Regions from separate parts of the Homo sapiens genome. Here all the other regions are linked to region 1. A link is a loop called in an ENCODE intact Hi-C map of the cell type or tissue named here. Cell type or tissue: sigmoid colon. All regions are shown on one strand. Region 1 overlaps TENM2 (teneurin transmembrane protein 2). Region 2 overlaps TENM2 (teneurin transmembrane protein 2). Region 3 overlaps TENM2 (teneurin transmembrane protein 2).

The links. Hi-C counts contacts between places; a loop is a spot of excess contacts. Peaks named below come from ENCODE experiments on the same cell type or tissue, not always from the same donor. Only the 100,000 strongest peaks of a DNase experiment are listed, where the experiment ranks them.
Region 2: a loop joins it to region 1, with 12 times the contacts of the local background. A loop is called at or near these places in 2 of 110 quality-filtered maps.
Region 3: a loop joins it to region 1, with 2.8 times the contacts of the local background. A loop is called at or near these places in 3 of 110 quality-filtered maps.

Annotation. Positions count from the first base shown.
Region 1 is chr5:168,082,549-168,090,548 of GRCh38, forward strand. The region is part of intron 9 of TENM2 (teneurin transmembrane protein 2); the gene reads left to right. Among named protein-coding and RNA genes, the nearest start is that of MIR12125, 79 kb to the right of the region's middle. In sigmoid colon, no CTCF peak of the experiment used is centred here; DNase peaks (open chromatin) are centred at 3,656 and 3,963.
Region 2 is chr5:168,175,124-168,183,123 of GRCh38, forward strand. The region is part of intron 15 of TENM2 (teneurin transmembrane protein 2); the gene reads left to right. Among named protein-coding and RNA genes, the nearest start is that of MIR12125, 13 kb to the left of the region's middle. In sigmoid colon, a CTCF peak has its summit at 3,092 (motif pointing left); DNase peaks (open chromatin) are centred at 3,178 and 4,268.
Region 3 is chr5:168,216,813-168,224,812 of GRCh38, forward strand. It overlaps TENM2 (teneurin transmembrane protein 2), which reads left to right. Exons shown (of 31, transcript NM_001395460.1): 24 at 1-110; 25 at 1,313-2,187. Among named protein-coding and RNA genes, the nearest start is that of TENM2-AS1, 12 kb to the right of the region's middle. In sigmoid colon, a CTCF peak has its summit at 3,170 (motif pointing left); no DNase peak of the experiment used is centred here.

The DNA of each region.
Region 1 (8,000 bases):
TTTCTCCCCATCTTTGTGGTTTTTGGTCTTTGATGATGGTGACATGCAGATGGGGTTTTGGTGTGGATGTCCTTTCTGTTTGTTAGTTTTCCTTCTTTCTGTTTGTTAGTTTTCCCTCTAACAGTCAGGACCCTCAGCTGCAGGTCTGTTGGAGTTTGCTGGAGATCCACTCCAGACCCTGTTTGCCTGGGTATCACCAGCGGAGGCTGCAGAACAGCAAATATTGAAGAACAACAAATGTTGCTGCCTGATCCTTCCTCTGGAAGCTTCGTCTCAGATGGGCATCTGGCTGTATGAGGTGTCAGTCGGCCCCTACTGGGAGGTGTCTCCCAGTTAGTCTACTAGGGGGTCAGGGACCCACTTGAGGAGGCAGTCTGTCTGTTCTCAGATCTCAAACTCCATGCTGGGAGAAGCACTACTCTCTTCATAGCTGTCAGACAGGGATGTTTAAGTCTGCAGAAGTTTCTACTGCCTTTTGTTCAGCTATGCCCTGCCCCCGAGGTGGAGTCTACAGAGGCAGGAAGGCCTCCTTGAGCTGCAGTGGGCTCCACCCAGTTCGAGCTTCCCGGCCACTTTGTTTACCTGCTCAAGCCTCAGCAATGGTGGATGCCCCTCCCCCAGCCTCGCTGCCACCTTGCTGTTGGATATCAGACTGCTGTGCCAGCAATAACCGAGGATCCGTTGGTGTGGGACCCTCTGAGCCATGTGCAGGATATAATCTCCTGGTGTGCCGTTTGCTAAGACCATTGGAAAAGCGCAGTATTAGGGTGGGAGTGTCCTGATTTTCCAGGTACCATCTGTCATGGCTTCCCTTGGCTAGGAAAGGGAATTCCCTGACCCCTTGCACTTCCCAGATGAGGTGATGCCCACCCTGCTTTGGCGTACACTCTGTGGGCTGCACCCACTGTCTGACAAGCCCCAGTGAGATGAACCCGGTACCTCAGTTGGAAATGCAGAAATCACCCGTCTTCTGCAATGCTCACACTGGGAGCTGTAGACTGGAGCTCTTCCTATTTGGCCATCTTGGAACTCCAGTGACAAGTCTCCCACTCTTAAGTGTTGGAGAAAGTTCATATCCAAAAGGGGGAAGATTAATTCTAAATTAGTAAATCAGTAGCAAGTTTTTTTTTCAAAGAATCATGAGTTTTTGCTGAGGTTGGAAACAAGAAGAAGTAATAGACGTTTTTTAAAAAAATAATTTCAGCTTTTTTTTTAGACTCAGAGGTACATGAGCAAGTTTGTTACCTGGGTATGTTGCATGATGCTAAGGTTTGGTCTACAAATGACCCCATCTCTCAGGTAGTGAGCCTAGCACCCAGTGGTTAACCAACAGTAAAAATCCCAGTAGTTTTTTAACCCTTGCCCCCTCCCTCTCCGCCCTCTCTAATAGTCCCCAGTGTCTATTGTTCCATCTTTATTTCCGTGCATACCCAATGCTTAGCTCCCACTTATAAGTGAGAACATGTAGTGTTTGGTCTTCTGTTCCTATATTTATTTCCTTAGAATGATGGCCTCCAGCTACATCCATATTGCTGAAAAAAATATGATTTCATTCTTTATGACTGCATAGTATTCCGTGGTGTATATGTACCACATTTTCTTTTTCCACTCTTGGTAGGCACCTAGGTTGATCCCATCTTTACTATTGTGAATAGTGCTGCAATGAACATATGAGTGCATGTGTCATTTTGGTAGAAGGATTTGTTTTCTTTTGGATATATATCCAGTAACAGGATTACTGAGTTGAATGGTAGTTCTGTTTTAAGTTACTTGAGAAATTTCCAAACTGTTTTCCACAGTGGCTGAATTAATTCACATTCCCATCAACAGTGTGTAAGTGTTCACTTTTCTTCACAGCCATGCCAGCATGTTGTTTTTGACTTTTTAATGGTAGACATTTTGACTTGTGTGAGATAGTATCTCATTGTGGTTTTGATTTACATTTTGATAGAGGTATTTCAGTTGGGTAGTCAGGGAAGCCCTCTCTTAGGTCATGATATTTATGCAAAGGCAGGATTAACAAGAAGCAAGCAGCTGTGAGATCAGGAGAAAGAATAGGCCAGGCAGAGGGAAAGGCTGGTGCAAAGGCCCTATGGCTGGGATGAGCTTGGCATCTTCCAGGAACAGAGAGAAGAGCAGTATGGCTGGAAAACATACAGGTAGAGTGGCGTTTAGGGAATTGGGAAGGGGCCAGCTCCCAAAGCCACTTACAGACCAAGTACAGCCAACACCCAGCAAAGCCATCCAGACCTTTCCAGGCACCCTTTTTTCTCTGCCCCAGTGTGATGTCTCCCTGTCCTCAGGCCAGCCTGCTCTGCCCAGGTCTGACCCTAGCACTGCTAAGTTCTTCCTTCCTCCTTCTTATCCGCTCAGTGGCATTGTGAGGGGCCTTAACAAACCAGGCCAGCCACCAGATATGCTGGCAGCTACAACTAGGTTCTTGGAAAAGATGGATGTGTCCCCCAAAATTGTTAAAACTCATGCAAATCCAACTTCAAATCCTTGCTTGGCCACCAACCAAGCTCAATGGCACTGGATCCATTCCTTAACTTCTCTAGAAACCACTGTTCTCTTCTGAGATGAGACTAGGGTTTTGGGGAGGATGAAATGTGATAACACACATCAGCATTTGCTATTATGCCTGGCATGTAGCAAGTGCCCAGGCAAAAATAGGCTCTTATTTTTTATTACTTTTGCTGCTGCTGCAAGAGGACATGTAATGAAAGAATCAAGAATTCCACCCTTGTAAGATAAATTCTCCCCAGCTGCTGATTTCAGGGAACCCTGTTTGTTTCCTCTGTAGCTTCCATCTGCTTGATTCTTGCCTGTGGAGCCTGGCATGATGAGCTGCTACAGTCTGGAAATGCAGATGCTGTTTCCTGTCCGGAAGCTCAGGGGCTGGTTCTTATAGTGGCCCGAGCAGTGGTGCCTGCAGCTGGGCCGATTGCATTTAGTTAAGTGACTCAGATACTGTAAGTAGGAACTGAGCAGGGAGTCCTGAAAAAGACAGGCAAGGCCACACTCAGGGAAGCCAGCCCCCACTGGAGCTGTCATTCCTCCCCCTTCCCTGAGCACTCAGCCCCTTTGAAGGAGAGCAAAGAAATTGTGCTGAGCTTTAATGAGGAATCAGCTGGGCGCACTTTGCCACAGGCCTGGCTGGAGGCAGAAAGAAATGAACAGGCCCCCAGGAGTGAGCGACCCACTGCAGCTAAGTCATTCCCACCATCTCTGGATGTGACCAGAGACCCTGTGGTCATGTGGCTTCAAGCAGCCCTAGCTCACATGTGCCACTTCCCTGCAATCCCACCAACTGCTGAGCGTGCCCTGCCATCTGAGGTAGAATCAACATCAGACATCGTCAGGAGGCCAGCAATGCTGCCAGTGCAGAGTGAGGGGAGTGGCAGGCTTCCCCGGGAAATGTCAGCATTTATTGCTTTTCCCATTCGTGTTGACCCTCAGCAAGAAAATGTTCCAAATAGCATGAAGTCATCCCCCCTTTTTGGGGGGTCCTGGACCCAGTAATAACATCTTCCCGAAGGGCAATGAGTCTGTCTTTAACCTTGCCCTCTCTGGCAGGTGTGTATCAATGTGGTTTCTAGAAGCATCTCTGGGCTGCCCGGTCCCTGCCTGTGGCCACCTTCCCTTCTGGGAAAGTAACAGCCCCCGCTCCACGGTCTAGGCTCTGCTGCTCTCCTCCCGCTCCTCTGGAAACCCACTAAGTTATCTTAATTACCATTCCTCCTCAGTCTCTGCCAAGAAGTGGGGAGATTTATAATTGGATCAGTCAAATATTTGCTATGGTTTATTTCTTTGCCTCTCGAGCTCTCGTAAAAGTTGCATTTTCATGCCACTTTGGGGTATGACTGATGACTCAAAGGCACAGCCTTCACATTGCATGCCAACGTGGGTTATTTTTCAGAGGCCAGGGAAAAGGAGAGAACTGGGCGGGGAGAGGTGGTGTTTACTTTGGGTTATTGTGCTATCATCCTCTGGGTGGCTGCAAGAGACACAAGCGGCTTTGGGAGGCAAACTTCCTCCCGCAGCCAGCCGGTGCACAGACACATCCTTCTATTGGGATTTGGTCATGTGCCTCCTAAACCCCTTCCAGAGCTTCTGCAGACCTAATGGGTAGGACCACTACAGAGTAACCTCTTTAGTCAACGAGGCACAGTTTGGTCTCCCAAAGCATCCCCATGTCCCGAATTGATCACAGTGAGGTCCTAGAACAGAGGAGCCAGATGTCCCCAATACTAAGCCTGAGTTATCAATTCCCAGTGTTGAGGGATGAAAAGGAAACTCTGGCCAGGGCCTGAGCTTTTGGAAAATGCTCTCCTTCTAGTGTCAGCCAGTCTGCCAAGCAAGCTGGCCAGGCTACAGCTTAGGAACCCTAGAGAGCAGAGGCTCCCCTACACCAGATGGCCTCCTTGCAAGCCAGCTTCTCACTGGCCCCCAGTCTCCCTATCCTGGAAGGCAGTCTCCATGGCTGGCTCAGTTTATCCTCCCTGCATTTCTAGCCTCTAGCCCTTGCCCAAGTTATAGCAGCAGTGAATGATGCTGTGTGATGCTGCTTGACACGTGTTAATCTATGCATAGTGACCCTATGTGCACTCTAGAGCACTTTGAGATAGAAAGGAGGAACAAGAGGTATAAACTGGGACACTCCTGGGTAATTGTGATAAACAAACACCCTACACATAATAGAGTGGAATTTGACCAACAGAAGATGCTACCATCTTTTCCTGGGTGATCCTGTCCTGTTGTCCTATAAGAAATTATCTTGACCGGGCACGGTGGCTCACGCCTATAGTTCCAGCACTTCAGGAGGCCAAGGCGGGCGGATCACGAGGTCAGGAGTTCGAGACCAGTCTGGCCAACATAGTGAAATCCCATCTCTGCTAAAGATACAAAAAATTACCCGGGTGTGGTAGCAGGTGCCTGTAATCCCAGCTACTCGGGAGGCTGAGGCTGGAGAATTGCTTGAACCCGAGAGGTGGAGGTTTCAGTGAGCCAAGATCAAGCCATTGCATTCCAGCCTGGGTGACAGAGCGAGACTCCATCTCAAAAAAAAAAAAAAGAAAGAAAGAAATGATCTTGAGGACCATTTGGCCTGACCTGGGAAGGAAGAAGGGCAGTAGTTCTGAAGTCCTTACTCTTCACCACCCTACCCTGCAGATGAAACCCCTGTCTTCCTGGAGTTTATGTTCTTAGTAGAAAGACAACACACATAAAAATAAATTATATCATTTTAGGGGGTAATAAGTGCTTTGAAGATAATAAAGCACAATAAAGGGCTACAGGATTGAGACACATCAGACACCATATCATATCAGAGTCAAGATCTTCTCCCAGAGCCCCTGGCTAGCCGATTCTTCCTTAAATGAAAACTGCCCTCTGTGCTTCTGTGCAGGGGGACTCTGAGGAGCCAGCCAAAATAGATGTCTTCTCTTTCCCCTGAAAAATGCCTCTTCTTAGAGTAATTTACTGGGCTGGACGGTGAGCACTGCCACTAGTCCTAAGCCATTTCTGTTTCCCTTGGCTGGTCAGGCGGTTCGGCAAGAGATGACTGATGCCCAAATTAGTAATGAGCAATGGCCCCACACAAGTAATCACCTTCCCCAAACTCTTCCTCATGGGGATGATTACTTGGACCCGAAATGAAGTAGATCCTTCTCACCTCGGCACCAAGGAAGTTACAGCCATTCCTCTGGCTGACAGCAATTTGTAGACATGGGTCTTTGCAGTTGGACATTTTCGAGGTTGCTAAGGAACAAATGCTTTGATTAGAAAGGTCTCCAAAAGCAGCATCAGTTTGTCATATCACTTTAAATCATTTATTTTATCCCACAAAGACAGCTGTGACCAATGGGATATGGGGTAGAGAGAAGCTAAACACTCATTTCCTTGAGAAATGGAGAAAATTTCAACTTCTAAGCAGCGGCCGTCACCAGCGCCCCACGTGTGAAACTAGAACCACGCACTGCTCGTCCGTAATCATTATGATTTGCAAGTAGGTGACTCATAGTCCCTAGGTACTTAATAAAATGGTTGTTATCTTCCTGGCCCTGCCCTAAGCATTATCTCATGTCATCCTTATAACCTCCCTGAATGTTAGGTGTGATTATTCCCTGGTATGAAAACCAAGAAGAAGGTAAAAGTAGATTTGCCCAACATCAAAGAACAGTAAGTGACAGAGTCAGAATTCAAACCCAGGTTTGTCTGATGGCAAAGCCTTTGTGTTTAAGATTATAGAGTCTTTTGTTTTCAGTGATCACATTTCAGGTGGAAAAACTAGCGATTCTGACGACGGGAAAGGCACATTAGGAGATTCCTGGAGTTTCATTCTGTGAAGTTCGTAAAAGGGGTTATAGTTGATGTCTGTAACCCATAAAAACCTTTTTATGGAAGGGAAAGTGGAGAGATTGCTTAATCCTACAGTGGTGGTTTTCATCGGCTAAAACCTACACTTTGAATGTTCTCTGGAAGTCAGCATGCAAGTGACTTTTCTATGCAGTGATTTTGCAAGAGTTCACAAGATTAGTCCAGTTCTACTGGGGTTTTATCGATTTTCTTGTCAACAAGTAAGAAACACTGGTGTCCTCTTTGCCTTCTCCTTCATCATCTCTGTCCAGCCCATGGTCAAGCCCTGTCACCTCTTCCTTAGAAATGTTCCTCCAAAGTTGTCCCCCGCTTCTCATTCACTGTCCTGATCAAACCCTTTTCACCTCACCCCTGGGTTTCTGCAATCACTTCCTAATTGGTCCTCCTACTTTCATTTTTTCTCCCTTTAGAATATCTCATATCCTTCCTACAAACTAATTCCTTAAAACATCCCTTTCATCACATCAGTCACTGCTCAAGAGTCTTCAATAGCTCCCACTTGCCTGCTACAGCATTTCATCTATTATTTAGAACAGGCCTCTCTTGGGTCCCGTTTGACCTCCCCATCCCCTTATCCTGGTAGGCTTAGTTGACCACTCTGTCTCTCATTAATCACTTCCATTTCTGAACCTGGTTTCCACTGAAACAAAGTTAAACTTTAATTGCTGGTTTATCCAAGGCTAGGCACTATAAGGGCATGAACATAAACACCAAGCCAATCTATGTCTAAATTTTTGCTTGGCCACTTAGGAGCTGTGTGACTTTAGAAAAGTTGCTTGACTTCTCTGAGCCTCAGCTTTCTTATCTGTAAAATATGAATGTAAATAACACCAAGATAGGTACCAAATCAGGGTTTCTTCAAGAATTGAATAAAATGATAATAACGATCATGACGGCTAACATGTATTTTGTGTTTGCTGGGTGCCAGGCACTGTCTAAATATTATCTGAATCCTCACAACAACCCCATAACATAGATACTCTTATTTTCAGTTTGCCAATGGGAAAACCAAGGCACAGACAGGAGAAGCTAGTAAGCACCTCATTCAGGATTTTCTCAGGCTCCATAGCCCTCATCATAGCCCTTCTGCTGTGCCATTTCTCCTAGTAAATGATCAATAAAATGGTAGCTGGTAACATGGGTTCATAATTCCTTATCTGAAACTCTCAGGAAACCAATTACATTTTGGAATTCAGAATTTGGAGGATTATGGAAAAGTTATACTTTGCATATCCTCTGTATTACATAATGCAGAGGGGGACTGGAGCAACAGCATATACCACTCCCCCCACCACACACACACACACACACACACACACACACACACACACACACACGATGCACACATACAAACAAAAAGAAAAAAACTTTGGGTTAAAGCTCTTTGGATTTCAGGATAACAGACAAGAGATTGTGGCCTAGAGTAATAAAAGTATTAATAGTAGCAATAATTATAAAGCATAATAAATAATGACTGTTATTATTGTTACACATTTTGCGGCTCTTGTTTTCCTGGATAAGTTCATAGCAAAATGTGCTACAAAAAAGGTCTTTCTCCATTAACAAATGGGTTCGGGGGGAAGGTACCAGGTATGGGACCACATCCACACCTTGTCTCATGC
Region 2 (8,000 bases), 93 kb after region 1:
ACTCAGTTCTCTCATCTGTAAACTGGAAACAATGATATCAACTTCATTGGCCTGTTGTAAGGTTTGACTAGAAAGTTTATAGACAGCAACTTAATGCCCCTTTACTTAAATGGCTGCTCTAAGTGTTTGCATCTCCCTGTATGATGTGAGTTCAGAGATTCTAAAAACATACACTGCCTTCCAATCAAAAACTCATCATTTCAAATAATACATACATTTCAAAATCAGGAACCCATCTTTTGGTCCCTGTTATAATACATTTCCCTCAATTTCATCCCCACTGGCTCTGGAATGAGTGCTGTCTTCCCTCAGAGGTCATGAACCGGTGACCCCCAAGCTGGGTGGGTCACTGTCATGTTCCCTTTAGCCACATAGGCTTACAAAAATCTTTGCATTCATTGCTGACATTTAGAGGATTTCATTTAACTAACAAAGAAGCTGAGGGCCTAGAGGTTAACTTGCCCAGAGTCAAACAGTGGAAGGGCTGGGATTGGAGCCCAGTTCTTTTGATTCTAAATGTCTTGTTCATTCTTCTCTCAGACCCTTTTTCTGAAAGTATTTTTATGCCAGGTGTGCCAGAGTCCAAAGCCACTAGGTGTCTGGGGTTATGCTGGAAAAGAGGAATCCATGGAGAAGACAGATGCAGAAAAGAGAAACAGCAGTCCCCGGAGCAAGCTTCTCCTGCTCTTACTTCTGCCATGCTCACTCAGAAAGCTTGTGGCTCAGGGAGTGTAGAACCAGGGAGAAAACCCCAGCCTACCTGGGGTCCATCACTCAAAGTCTTAGCCCTTTGACGAGCAACACTAATATCATCACTACCCAACTAGCACACCGTCTGCCAGGGAGGCCATTGCATAGGCCTTTGACATGCCCTCTTTGTCTATGCATCTTGCCACACAGATTTTGGGATGCCCCCTTACCTGGCCTCTCCATTCCCTACTCTTAATCCTTAAGGCCATGATTTCTTAATAGCTTTCCACCTCCACTCAGATCATGCCAACAACTTCTCTGCGCTGGACTATGGGTCCTCCAGCTTCTAATCTGTTCCCCACAGAGCAGCTAGAAGAATCCTTTCAGAAGTCAGATCCTATCACACCCCTGCTCAAGCCTTGCCAGGGCCTCTCATCTCCCGTAGCATGGCACCCAGGTTGCCGCAGTGGCTTCCATTGCTCTGCATTAGTGAGTCCCTGCTTCCATGCTGATCTCATTTCCTCTCTCTCTTCCTCGTCCTCTCTCTGCCATACCTGCCATCTTGCCATTCCTACAACTCACAGATACACTTTCACCCTAGGCTTCTGCACTTGCTGTTGCCTCTGCTCAGAGTGTTCTTCTTCCAGATGTTTCCATGACTCATTTCCTCATTTCGTTTAGGTTTCTACACGAACATCACTTCTTTAGAGAAGCCCTCCCTGCCCTCCCTGTCTAAAGCAGAAAATCCCCTCCTTCATCACTGTCCAGCCCTTTACCTTGCTTTACTTAGTGTCTTCAGAACACTGTCACTGTAATTCCATCATGCATTCATTGTTTATTGTCTATTTTCCCCCTCTAGAATCTAGGGCCATAATCACAGGGTCCTTGTCTGCCTTGGTCAACTCATTGTTACACGAATTGAATGAGTAAAAGCTTTCACGAGAAGTGTTTGGGATCAGAAGCAATTGTCTTTTATTCAATAGATGATTGGGAGATAAATACATTTCATTTTAGGATTTCAAAAAACATGCATACAGTGACACCCAAGTCACTATATACCGCTGATATCGTTTTATCAGTGCAAAGAAAATCCAGATATAAAATACATCTTTGCTTTTCAGTAAGGCATGAAGACATGGTTGTACTGCTCTTCATCTGTATTATTGACTTGGCCTCATCCTGTTCATTGACTTCGTATGGGTTGGTGCAGTAGGTATGCAAGCCTCATAATCCTCCTTTAAAACAAGAGGAAAGGCAGAGGCAGCTGCAGATTGTTCTTGGGTGAACTCCGACCTCCCAAACTACAGCTTGCTGGAGAAGCATAGAGTAGGGGAGAAGAACAGCAAGTCTAAGGCTGGGCCAGCTGCGTGTGAATCCCAGCTTCCCCACCCACCAGCAGCTGCCCAACCTTAGTCAAGTAACTGACCCTCTCTAGGACTGGGTTTCTCCATCTGAAAAGTGGAAGTAAACAAATGGTTACTATACAACAAGTCCTTCTGCATACAGTTTATTTGATTTTTTTGCAACAGCCCTATTAAGCTGGTGTGATTATTTTTATTTTACAGATGAAGGAACCAAGACTCAGAGAGGTAAAGTAACTAGCCCAAGGCCACACAGCCAATATTTTGCTGACCTGGGGTTGAACACAGATCAGCTGCCTCTAGATCCCGTGATCATAATTGGCAGTATGATACTAATTCCTATTATCTACACCATAGAGTAGATGCGAAGATTAAATGACAGCCAGGCACAATGGCTCATGCCTGTAATCCCAGCACTTTGGGAGGCTGAGGCAGGAGGATTGCTTGAGCCCAGGAACTTGAGACCAGTCTGGTCAATATAGCAAGACCTTGTCTCTACAAAAAATTAAAAAATTAGCTGGGCACAGTGGTGGGTGCCTATAGTCCCAGCTACTCAGCAGGCTGAAGCAGGAGGATCTCTTGAACCTAGGAATTTGAGGCTGCAGTGAGCCAAGATTGCACCACTGCACTGCAGCCTGGGTAACAGCACAAGACCTCATCTCTCAAAATAAATAAGTATAAAACAAAATAAACGAGAAAATCTCCAGCGAGTGCTAAGCACAGTGCTTGGAACATGGCAGCAGCCACGTTTAGGAATGACACCGTTTAGAAATTAGTACTTCCAACTCCTCTAATTCCACAGGAAGCTCGTAGAATAGCCAAGTCCGGGCCCTTCTCCCAGCTGGCAGTCTGGGGCATTTCTTTATGCAGCAGAAGGAGAAGCATCATGCGCCCCTACTAATCCTCTCCACTCTGGGGCCAAGCCTCCCATCTTCCCCCCAGGGACAAGGTCTCCCCTCAGGCGGAAAGTAACTGTTCACCTTGTTGCTCTGAGGTGTCGGTGGTGACAGCCCCTTTTCTTTCTGAGGGCCCCAGCAGGTCACTGTCTGGCACCAGGCTGCCACCCCCTGCCGGGCCTCGGCTGCACTGGCCGTCGGCTCAGTTCTGTGTGACCTGTCAGTGGGCTCTTTGAAATGGAGGTTGATGAGGAACAGAGCAGGGTAGACCAGGCAGCGAGAGGCCAGGAACAGCAGGCAGAGGGCAAGCATTTGGGGAAATCAGAGGCCAAGAGCAGAGGCCCCTGCTCTCTGTTGCCAGTGGTTTTTGTAACAGCAAAGTGGGGAGACAGCTGCAGCCAGGATAGAAATCCCCCAGGTATAAAAAACGTGGCTCTAGGCTAACAAGGGTGAGACTGTGCCAGAGAGGCCTGTCAGAGGCTGTCCAAGGTGGGAAATTTCTGATCAAATGAGATGATTCCCAGAGGCCCTTTCTGGGTTGAGAGTCAGCAGGGGCGGGACAGGGAGAGGAAAAGAAGGAAGGGGAAAGAGACAGAAAAAACAACTAAGAAATGAACATGTCTTCTGAAGCTTCAGTATTTCCCTTCATAAGTCCTGTGACATTCAGAGGGTACCTATATATGGCTGTGACTGCTTCCAGCCCCCTGTGAAAAACCGAGAACAGAAGTCAAGAGGCTTTGGAGGAGGCTGGGCATGGTGGCTCACGCCTGTAATCCCAGCACTTTAATTCCAGCACTGTAATTCCAGAAGTCAAGAGGCTTCGGGAGGCCGAGGCGGATGGATCACTTGAGATCAGGAGTTCAAGACCAGGCTAGCCAACATGGTGAAACCCCATCTCTACTAAAAATACAAAAGTTAGCCAGGCATGGTGAAGGGTGCCTGTAATCCCAGCTACTTGGGAGGCTGAGCCAGGAGAATCACTTGAACCCAGGAGGCAGAAGTTGCAGTGAGTCGAGATCGAGCCACTGCACCCCAGCCTGAGCAACAGAGTGAGACTCTGCCTGAAAAAAAAAAAAAAAAAAAAAAGAAGCTTTGAGGTAGACAACCAACATGTGAATCATGAATCACTTCTCCATCATTTACTAGCACTGTGACCTTGGGCAAGGCCCTTAAGCTCTATGAACCTCAGTTTCTTTATCTGCAAAATGAGGATCATAGAACCCACCACAAAGGGTTCTTGAGAGCATGACTGGATGCTGGCTGGATCGAAGCACAGCACAGGCTGAGCAAGCACAGAGGGACTTAAGTGGCTGGCAGAGGGCCAAGCACTTAATTGTAAACTTAAGTCAAAAGTGTGAACTGGATGAAGCTAGGAGCTGGGGCAGAGGGCTGGCCAAAACATTCTGCTGCCCAGTTTCCCAAAACATAAATCACCCTGTACTAGGTATGTAAATGGTTACTCTCACTAACTGTCTTAGATAAAAGAGCTCATATGTACATGCTTGTACAAACATGTCATGGCAGAGGGTACAACAGGCTCCTGTGTGTTGGACACTCAGCATAACAGTCACACAACCTTACATGGCAGCTTTGTGTAGGATTTCGTTCCAGAGTGCAGCAAACAGGGTCCAAAACCCAGTCCTACCACTTAAAAACAGGGTGACCATAGGTGAATTATTTAATCTCGAAGTCTCCCATTTCTCACCTGTAAATAATGATGTTAATAGCACCCAGGATTCTGGTGGTGTCTTAATAAAGGCATGCGTTTAAAGTACCTAACCCAGTGCCAGGCACCCAGGAAGCTCCTCCTGAGCACCAACCATTGGTTCTCATTAGACATGGTTGCCATTAATGTTCCATTGTCTTGCTGACGCCAGGATGTTGTCACCTAGCACAGGGTCCCCACTCTAAAATGCACTGGCCTTGGGAGACACTGGGAGCTGGAGGACAGGGGCTCTGAACTGATATGCTAGTAGTACCGACGTGGTTTGTGTTGGGCCTGATCACCAAAAGCCCTGCACTTTATAGGAAGTCAATCAAGGATGAGACTGCCACTTGTGACTATTGAGTAGATGGAGGTATGGCTGGTCCTTCCAAGAACAAAGCCCCCAAACCTAGAGCCCTATGTTCTCATGAACTGTTTTCCAACGTGCATGGCACTAGATGCAATTGCAGGGAGAGGCTCGGAGCCAGAAGGGTCCATGGTCAGGAAATGCTGCGTACTCCATGACAATATTAAAGACTCATAACGTGTATCCATATATCAAAGCCTCCAGGAAGTCCTGCTGTAAAGTTTAACTTCGTTTAACTGACTCCCAAATTACATTTGATGGCAGATCCTCCCCTCCCACCTCCACTTTTGTGTTTCAGGGAATGCGTATTAACATCCTGCAGGAGACAGAGTTTGGAAAAACTGTTGTAGCCCCTCAGCTGTACTGCTGTGGATATTTGAAGGCTTTTTCTCAGTCACTCAGAACAGAGGTCTCAAGCTTTAGTGAGCAAAATAATCATTCTTGAGAATCTTCTTTAAAATGCAGATTCCCAGCCAGGCACAGTGGTGCACACCTGTCATCCCAGCACTTTGGGAGGCCAAGGCGGGTGAATCACCTGAAGTCAGGAGTTCGAGACCAGCCTGGCCAACATGGTGAAACCCTGTCTCTACTAAAAATAAAAATAAAAAAATTAGCTGGGCATTGTGGCGGGCGCCTGTAATGCCAGCTACTCAGGAGACTAAGGCAGGAGAATCACTTGAACCCAGGAGGCAGAGGTTGCAGTGAGCTGAGATGGCACCATTGCACTCCAGCCTAGGCAACAAAAGTGAGACTCCATCTTAAAATTTAAAAAAAAAAAAAATGCAGGTTCCCAATATTTAGTCTCAGGAATTCAGTACGTCTGGGTTGATGGCATCTTAACACCATACCGGAGCAGGTAGTCAGGGAGCACACCTTCAGCAACGCTGGTTTAAAGCTTAGCCACTGGAAATACGGTGCTCAGAGCAACAACATAGACATCACCTGGGAGCTCATAAATAATGCAGGCTCTCAAACCCCACCTTAGGACACGGGATGAGAATCTACATTTTAACAAGGTCCCTGAGTGATTGTGATGCTCATTAGAATTTGAGAAGCATTGGTTTAAAAGGTTTTGTTGATGGCATTTGTTTTTGGTTTTTGTCCATTAGTTGCTGGTGAAGAACCATTTTTTAAAAATAACTGGACAACACTATAATCCCCTTGTCAAACATTTCCCCCAGTGGCTTCAAGGTACAGTCTATTAAAGAGAGGCCTTACCTGAATCAGATTTCTGCCTTTGGTAGCAGAGCCTTGATTTTCTTAAGCAGCCCGTGCTTTTTTTCCCACATCCATCCTAAAGAGTAGAAAAGCCAGCAAACAGCTTTCACTGGGGCCTCCTCTCTGCCAGATCTCTGGTCAGACATGATTCATCTTCCATGACTAAGTCATAAGAAAGGCCAGAAGGTGCTTTGGTACAACGATCTCTGGACTTGGAAGTCAGAGTCTGACCAAAAGAGTTGGCAAGAAGTAGGAGGAAAACTTCCAACAGGTCTTCTTCCAGAAGGAGTGCAAATACAGTTTTACTTCTTTTTTTTTTTTTTTTTTTTTTTTTGAGACAGAGTCTCGCTTTGTCACCCAGGCTGAAGTGGAGTGATGCAATCTCAGCTCACTGCAACCTCCACCTCCCGAGTTCAAGCGATTCTTCTGCCTCAGCCTCCCAAATAGCTGGGACTACAGGTGTGCACCACCACACCCAGCTAATTTTTGTATTTTTAGTAGAGACGGGGTTTCATCATGTTGGTCAGGCTGGTCTCGAACTCCTGACCTCAGGTGATCCACCTGCCTCAGCCGCCCGAACTGCTGGGATTACCGGCGTGAGCCACCGCACCCAGCCCAGTTTTACTTCTTGCAATATTTGAGAATGGCCGTTGCTCTGTGCAGGGAAGGAGGATGCCTGAGGAGCGACGGTTCATCAGGCAGCCAGGGTATTAATGGCAGGTGAAACCTTCCAAACGAGCATCCTGTCAGCCAATCTATTGCTTTAAAAGGTTCGCAATGCAGGAGACCTTACAGAGGCAATGAAGAACTAATCTCATATTGCCAGGTTAAATCAAGTCAGCCTTGCCTATTCCTTTCACTTCTTAGTTACATCAAGCCCAAATACTTTCAATTATCCTCACTTCCAACTTGTCAGCAGGCGTAGGGTAAAATGCAAATGGAACAGTACCTTTCTCTCGTGGAGAGCAGGAAATATCATTAAGAATAACCTTCATGTATTGAGCTTTGCCTCCATCTTAAGTGCTATACATTCATCATCTCATTTCACACGCACCTTCTTAGAGCACCTCTGTGCATTTCAGTGCAGTCAGCATTATTAAGTCCATTCTATAGATTGGAAAACTGAGCCACAGGAATTCAGTCACGTGCCCAAGATGACACAGCTGATAAATAATAGACCAGGTTTTAAAGCCAGACCATTCTAATTCTAAAGCCCGTGTTTGTTTGCTGTTTTTCAAACTGAGCCAAAAGTCCAGTACCACCCTGGGCAAATGGGGCAGGGCAGGGACCAAGCATTGCATCTCAGCGGGCCCTGAGCTTTGGGATGACTCCCTTGAAATTTTCTAAGTTGCTCCCCAAGTGTCAGGGACTGGCCAGAGTCAGCAATGCTAACTGGGAGGAGCACCTCAGTCCAGACTAGGACCCACGTGAGCCCTGATCCCTGTTCCTCCCCTTCAGGGTGCTCTTTTTTTTTTTTTTTTTTTTTTTGAGACAGAGTCTCACCCTGTCACCCAGCCTGGAGTGCAGTGATGCAATTGGGCCTCACTGCAACCTCCGCCTCCCGCGTTCAAGCGATTCTTCTGCCTCAGCCTCCCGAGTAGCCAGAACCACAAGTGCGCGCCACCATGCCTGGCTAATTTTTGTAGTTTTTAATAGAGATGGGGTTTCACCATGTTGGCCAGGCTGGTCTTGAACTCCTGACCTCATGATCCACCCGCCTCGGCTTCTCAAAGTGCTGGGATTACAGGCGTGAGCCACCGCCC
Region 3 (8,000 bases), 130 kb after region 1:
CCATGATCCGGAAGGTTGACCAGAATGGAATCATCTCCACCCTGCTGGGCTCCAATGACCTCACTGCCGTCCGGCCGCTGAGCTGTGATTCCAGCATGGATGTAGCCCAGGTGAGACTCTTTCTTATTTCTCTTCACTAAGCAACACCTGCCCCTTGGCCTGAGGTTCTTACCTGTTTCCTGTTTGGTTTGGAAGTGGAATGGGAGGGAGAGATACAGATACAGATCACGGGGTTGTTTGGAGAAAGCCTGAGATGAGCTAAACAGTAAGATGGAGTGGAAAATGTCAGATAGGTATGAGAGAGAGAGAGAGAGCAAGAGAGAGGGAAAACTGTTGAGAAAAGTGGAACTGGTGACACACTCCAGCCGTGGCAGATTACAGGGTAGAAGCTGCTCTGTAATTACCTCCCTTCTCCATCATTATTGCAGGTTTGAGAATGTACTGTACAGTGTTATATGTCAATCAGAACTTCCCCTTTAATCTGAAATGACTGCATCCTCACTATATAAACCTTTACTTTGTGCAGTAGTAACTAGAGCAGAGCCCTCTACAATATCACCCAAAGTGTGTGTTTAGTTTGGGCTGTTAGAGAGGCAGAGAACAGAGGCTCACTCAAATATACAGCATTTGTTCTCAGACAGCCTGGAATATACGTTCAGCCTTTCTATAACGGCCTTTTCAACCCTTGGCGAGCCTCATAAATTTCAGCTCAAGTTCCACAACAGACAACTTGCTACTGAGATTTTTATTTCAAATTCCATAGAGGAAGGATGCGTTCGGTTCCGTTTATTTTTTAAAGCAGACACTCAAGTTGTAGTTTGCTGGAGAGCCTGCACTTTGGCTCCCCTTGGATCAGAGCCATCTTCCAAGTCACATGGCTCCTTTTTGTGAATTAGATACAGGTGCCGCCTCTAAATGTACATAGCTTCCGTAGGCGTCTGCTTGGAGAGCAGAGTATGGGCTGGATGGCATGGTCTCTTGTGCAGTGAACTACCTGTGCAACCATATGTAACAGCTCTGATGCTGGTCCAGCCATCTGGAGCTGAGAAGCAGCATCATAGGTAGAGCTGATGGCCTGTTCTGGTCATGGCAGGTGACACGGTAGAAAATATATATTATATTATCTCTTCTTCTCCATCACACCCACTCATCATGGGCAATGAGCAGCTGGTTCAATGAAGAGCATTTCTAATACAATGTGTTATTAAAAAGCTGTCTTTTTTCCTAGATATATAAAACCAGTAAGTGCCGTACGGTTAAACGTTGGACATATTAAAGGCTGTTCTTTAATCTGATACCACGTCATCCACAGGTTCGTCTGGAGTGGCCAACAGACCTTGCTGTCAATCCCATGGATAACTCCTTGTATGTTCTAGAGAACAATGTCATCCTTCGAATCACCGAGAACCACCAAGTCAGCATCATTGCGGGACGCCCCATGCACTGCCAAGTTCCTGGCATTGACTACTCACTCAGCAAACTAGCCATTCACTCTGCCCTGGAGTCAGCCAGTGCCATTGCCATTTCTCACACTGGGGTCCTCTACATCACTGAGACAGATGAGAAGAAGATTAACCGTCTACGCCAGGTAACAACCAACGGGGAGATCTGCCTTTTAGCTGGGGCAGCCTCGGACTGCGACTGCAAAAACGATGTCAATTGCAACTGCTATTCAGGAGATGATGCCTACGCGACTGATGCCATCTTGAATTCCCCATCATCCTTAGCTGTAGCTCCAGATGGTACCATTTACATTGCAGACCTTGGAAATATTCGGATCAGGGCGGTCAGCAAGAACAAGCCTGTTCTTAATGCCTTCAACCAGTATGAGGCTGCATCCCCCGGAGAGCAGGAGTTATATGTTTTCAACGCTGATGGCATCCACCAATACACTGTGAGCCTGGTGACAGGGGAGTACTTGTACAATTTCACATATAGTACTGACAATGATGTCACTGAATTGATTGACAATAATGGGAATTCCCTGAAGATCCGTCGGGACAGCAGTGGCATGCCCCGTCACCTGCTCATGCCTGACAACCAGATCATCACCCTCACCGTGGGCACCAATGGAGGCCTCAAAGTCGTGTCCACACAGAACCTGGAGCTTGGTCTCATGACCTATGATGGCAACACTGGGCTCCTGGCCACCAAGAGCGATGAAACAGGATGGACGACTTTCTATGAGTAAGTGGGTTTGTAAAGCATCTCTGAAGAGCCCTTCCCTTGCCCTAGCTGGCATTAGGACTGGGTCGCTTGTGTAGCTTTTTAAATTGCTTTGTCACGTTGTCTTTCTAACTTTAATGATGTCTTATGGCCTCAAGACATTCATGTCCCCTCTCCCTGACTCTGAAATGATTTGCTCTAATGGATCTCTGATATTGAGCATCCTCCCTACTAGAGTTGGGAATTCCTGTTGCCTGCTTGCCGTTCAAATTTCAGGATATTGGACATGCACAGCACCTGGGAGGTAAAATGTTGATTAACTTTGCTGATTATTCAAGTTTGCCATGGGTGCGGAAATTAGAATCTAAAAGGCAAGATCCCAGTGGGGTTCCTGTAATTTGCCAATAGGTCCAGCAACACACTTGATTGCACAGACAGGTAGATAAACTCTGAATTTCCTCCTTAGCAGAAGCAGATCGATACAGATAAAGCATTAGGTATATTAAAAGATGCGAGAGCTGGTCATATTTCCCCTAACAATTATCTCATACTTAATAGTCCTGACGCTTGTTTTGCAAAAAGCTGTTTTTCCTAGCTCCTGCAGGCAGTTCTTGGTCAAAGTGTCTGCTGCTGTAGGTACTAATGGTGGGATGCTGGTTGGAGGAAGTTACTAGGCATGATTCTCCCAGTGGCTGGCTGAGACTGGAGCAGAATTTATAAATATCTGGCTCTCCTAGGTGATGAAGGAGTGTGTTAACCCCTGTGTACTTGGAGTCCTTGCTTGTGTTTTGTCTGGATGCTGCTGCTAGCTCAGAATGTAGTTAAGTTAGGGAGAGTTGGCACAGCAAAAAAAAAAAAAAAAAAAAAAAAAGCGGGGGACAAGAGGGAGAACAGAAAACCTCATTGTTGATCATTCCTAAACCCGGCAATGTTTACTTCCTGTTTGTATGCCAATGGTCTTGGGAGAATGTAAAAGGAAGCTGTTGCCACCTGCTGGATATTTAGTGCATTGCAGAAGAATTGCTTCCCCTGGTTCTGACTTTCTTCTTTGGGCAACTCTTTCTCAAGCACCTTAACGATGCTTGAGATTTCTGAAGCATCTTAATACCCTTCAGGACACTGTAGTTTTGATCAAACTTTACCAGCCAGTGATTCTGCCCTCGAGGGTACCATCCGAGTGCTGTCCTTGGCTCTCATACCGAATTAGGCTGAAGCTATACACTCACCCAAACACCTCCGAGATTTTCATCTTCCTTTCTGACAGTTTCAACCAAAGACCTAATGCATTTCAGAAACAATTTGTTGGCTCTCCTGAAAGAGGGGGAAAAAACATCCCTCTCAGGGAGGCCAGCCTGAACTGGGCCTGGTTTACAGACTGTCATAAAGAAGCTTGGGTTCAAGTGCATCCACAGATCTGAACTCTAAAAGGGAAAGTATTTTCCAGAAAGTGTCCCTAGTTTAATGAAAACATAGGCATGACTCGTAATTGTGTTTTAAAATGTTCAGAAGTTACATTGAAACTGAATTTTTTTATCTTAATTTGATAAGCTGCCCTTTTTTTCATAATGTAGATAAATCCAGTGATCACAAATTCTCCATTGTGGGGTTCAAATGTATAGGGTTTTCTTTTCTACCTGAAAAGATGGTGAGTTCTTTTTGTTTTATGGCACTTTTGGCACATGATCAGCCAATTGGAAGACACACAGCCAACTTAAAAATCAGACATAACTTCACCTCCTGTCAGGGCAGTGTGGTCAAGACCAACACTGCATAGCCTTAGCCAAAACTTTAGAGAAAGGGTGATGAAGAAAACCACACAGAGGCTGTGAGGCTACTAGAAAAGTCTGTCCTGGTCGGGAGTGATGCCTCATGCCTGTAATTTCTGCACTTTGGGAGGCTAAGGCAGGAGGATCACTGGAGGCCAGCAGTTTGAGACCAGCCTGGCCAACATGGAAAAACCTCATCTCTACTGAAAATACAAAAGTTAGCCAAGTATGGTGGTGCATACTTATAGTCTCAGCTACTTAGGAGGCAAAGGCATGAAAATCACTTGAACTCAGGAGGTGGAGGTTGCAGTGAGTTGAGATCACGCAGCTGTACTCCAGCCTGGGCGACAGAGCAACACTCTGTCTCAAAAAAAAAAAAGAAAAAGAAAGAAAGAAAATGATTTGTCCTTCAGTGAGAGCTTCCTTAGGGGGATTCCTCTCTTCCCACTCTGTTACAGGGGGCAGAGTACAAATCCCCCTATAGGTGAGAAGAGTGGCCATATCTTTTTTTTCTGCATAGAACATGAGGTACAGAAGCCATTTATCTGCCGTGTTGTCACAGTGACTGTCTAAATATGGATTTGATTATCCCCATTTTATTGATAAAGAAACTGAGGCTCAGAGAATCGAAGTGACTCCCCTAAGACCACACAGGGAGTTGGTAGTGAAGCAGGACTGGAATCCAGATCTCCAAGCCCAGCGTTCTTTGCATTGCACACTAGCGTTGTAAAGCAGGGCTATGAATGGAATTTGTAACTCCACCTTCAGACTCCACATGGGAACTGTCCCTGAATTTTTGGGAAGATGTAACTCAATAAGACCAGCCTATCAATGACTCTGGAAGCAGGAGAGAGAAAGGGGTAGGAAAAAATAACACTATCGAATCTTCCTGGACCCATTTTATGATCAGCCAGTTCCAGAAACTTCCAGGACATCCAACCGTGGAATTAAGATTTCCCCAGATGCAGGCCACTGGGTCTTGATAGAAGAAGTATCCTGATTTAGTTTCATCCCTGAGGGAACTCAGGTTTTCACAGTCTTCCCCAAAAGGCAGCATCTTATACCAGAAAGCTCCTAGGTCTTAGGACCAGGATGACAGGGGTGTGGAGTCCATCTCTGCCACATGCTTACTGATTGACGTTGGACACGTTATTTAACCTCTCTGAGCCTCAATGTCTCATCTGTTACATGGGGATAAAAATGCAAATTAACAACAGGAGCCCTGTGCTAATCCACTGAGATAATACATTTTTAGAAATTAGCAAAGCGCTTGGCATATAGAAGTTTAACTCAGAGTATAGGCTAATGGGATTTGAGAGGAATTATTAAGCACACCTCTGTCTCCTTCCTACCCCTCAGGTTTCACTCAACTAACTGTAGAGTGGATACAAGAGTCAGACAGATAGAGACTTATTTTGGAAAAGCAGAATTGAAGAATGCAGCTTGCACATTAGGTCTTTTTAATACCTCACTTTGCATTTCTCCTGCTCTCTTCCCACCTCCCAGTGCTGCCTGCTGGTCTCTCATCCCCTGCAGGAGCAGAGTCTGCCTTAGCAAACTTCGGGCTCAGAGGGGCAGAAAAACACATCACCCTTAAAAAGAGGCCCTCCAGAAGACAGAAATGATAAAGAGCCTCTTTAGTCATGTTCAACTCCTTCTCCCAATCCAGCAACTGGGGAAGGGGCAAATGTCAGATCAAAGGAAAAGATGGAAGTTGACTTCCCATGGTGTGGGGTTCAAGAGTGATTTTACAGAATAAGCTGCCATGCAATTCATGAAGGCTGGAATGGGCCCCTTTAAAAGTTGCCTCTCTCTCCTCTTTGTCCTGGGAAGTGAAGAGCTGGGCAGAAATAGAGCTGATACAGAATGCCTTTTGGAAACCCTATCATGCCTGCTAAGTTCCCAGACTAGGGAAGATGCATCTGTATTCCTGAAAAGAACAGTACTGTCCTTAAAATTACACTCTCTACTCCCTATACTCTCTCCTTCTCCACTCCCTCCCTTCTTTATTTTAGTCCTTAGCACCTATTACTCACCATCTGACATGCTGTCTATTTTCTATCTTGGTTTAGTTTTGCCCTCTTCAGCTAGCATGAGTGCAAGAATTTTGCTCCATTTTCTTCCCAGCCGTATCTCCAGTGCCTTGAACTGTGTTTGGCACATCACAGGTGCTTGATGAATATTTATTGACTACATAATTCAAAGGCAGCCTCCAGCCCCACTCCAGCCAAGGCTGGGCCAGTTCCATTGGGTTGGCATTGAGATCCCATTGCTGGAACTTACAGCGCTTCACTCCTACATGCAGTCATTTGCAAAAAGACCTACATCTGAAGACGTTCCTTGGGGGAAGTAAGTAGAGCTGGAGGCAGCCGAATCTTCTTAAAAGTTAAAGAAAATCTGTTTTTCTCCCTTTGGCCCATGAGATTCTAGTCCCTACCCTAAAGCTCTGCTCCCTAAAGTAGAAACTCCAATTCCTACTACTTCTCTCATAAGGAAACTCAGCAGCCTATGCATTGTAAGTGTCCCCAAACTACAGTGGATTGGAATTAAAATCCTTGCCCTGGTCCCAGAGAATGTACTTGTCAGCAGGAGGAGAAACTGTCTGTTACTGAGTACCGCACTAGACACCCCGTATCCAAATACTTAGAATTGCTTTGTTTTCTGATGTTTTAAATACCTTTTGTTTCTGTTTATTAAACATGAAAGTATTGATTACAAGTAATTTCTTTTTTTTTTTTTTTTGAGACGGAGTCTTGCTCTGTCGCCAGGCTGAAGTGCAGTGGCACAATCTCAGCTCACTGCAGCCTCCGCCTCCCAGGTTCAAGCGATTCTCCTGCTTCAGTCTCCCGAGCACTGGGACTACAGGCACACGGCACTGCGCCCAGCTAATTTTTGTATTTTTAGTAGAGACAGGGTTTCACCATGTTGGCCAAGATGGTCTCAGTCTCCTCACCTCATGATCCACCCGCCTCAGCCTCCCAAAGTGCTGGGATTGATTACGGGCACAAGCCACCATGCCCGGCTGATTACAAGTAATTTCTAAATTATGGGAAAATGCAAAGAAGAAAATGAAGATTCGTCAAAATTCCATACAGCAAAACCACCATTAACATTTAAATGTCTATATTTTCAGAGAATTTCTGCTCCATATAGATACTGATATTTTTTACCCCTCCCTGAAAAAAAAAGCTACTGTCAAGGGAGTATATTTTGTACCCCACACTTCCACTCAACACGTGTAGATTTGTGTATGCCAATAAATAGAAACCCATGTTGTCGATCCTGATGGCTTCATAGGTTTCTACTTTATGGATAGATCATCAGTTATTTAATGAATCTCCCATCAAGGAACATCTAGGTTGTTCTAATTTGTCACTATTGTAAATAGCACCTTTGTCCCCCTGCCTGAGAGGTGGCTTCTTTAGCAGGTAAGAAAGCACAGAGGAGCCCTATTGATTTAGCAGACCTAAGTCCCCATCCCTGATTACAACACCAGGGCTTTCCAGGGAGTGCATGGTCTGCGCCACCCCATGCCTGGGGCCCTGGGCGAGTGATAGCGGTGGATCCTGAGCTCACAGACATTCCTGCTCCAAGATCTCCCTCCTCTCTCCCCCAACACCTTTAGGCAGCGCGGTGTACAGCTTAATGTGATTGCACTCTCAGCTTTCAAACTTCTGCAGAGCTTCACTGCTTCTAGTTCTTCCCAGAAGCAAAGTTTCTCAGATCCCTGAAAGCCTGAGCCAGGTCTGCAATTCTTTATTCCAAAAACATTTCCTGAGTGCTCTCTGTCTTTGATGTTGTCATCCTAAGCCCTAAGCGACAACATCCAACAGGCCACAGCGGTCCTTTCCACCGCTCACAGGCCCTCCCCACAGGGATCCTTCTCTGAGGACCCCCCATCCCCACGCGCTGCACAAGCTCCAGTTCCCATCCCTCAGACCCTGCCAGCTTTTTCCCTCTCCCCAGTCCAAAGGGAGTAACCCGCAGGAGTTGAGCCACTTTCCCTTCTTTTTTACCCTCCAAGCAAAATGTCTTCATAGCTCCGCCTTCTTCCTCCCCTTCCTCCTC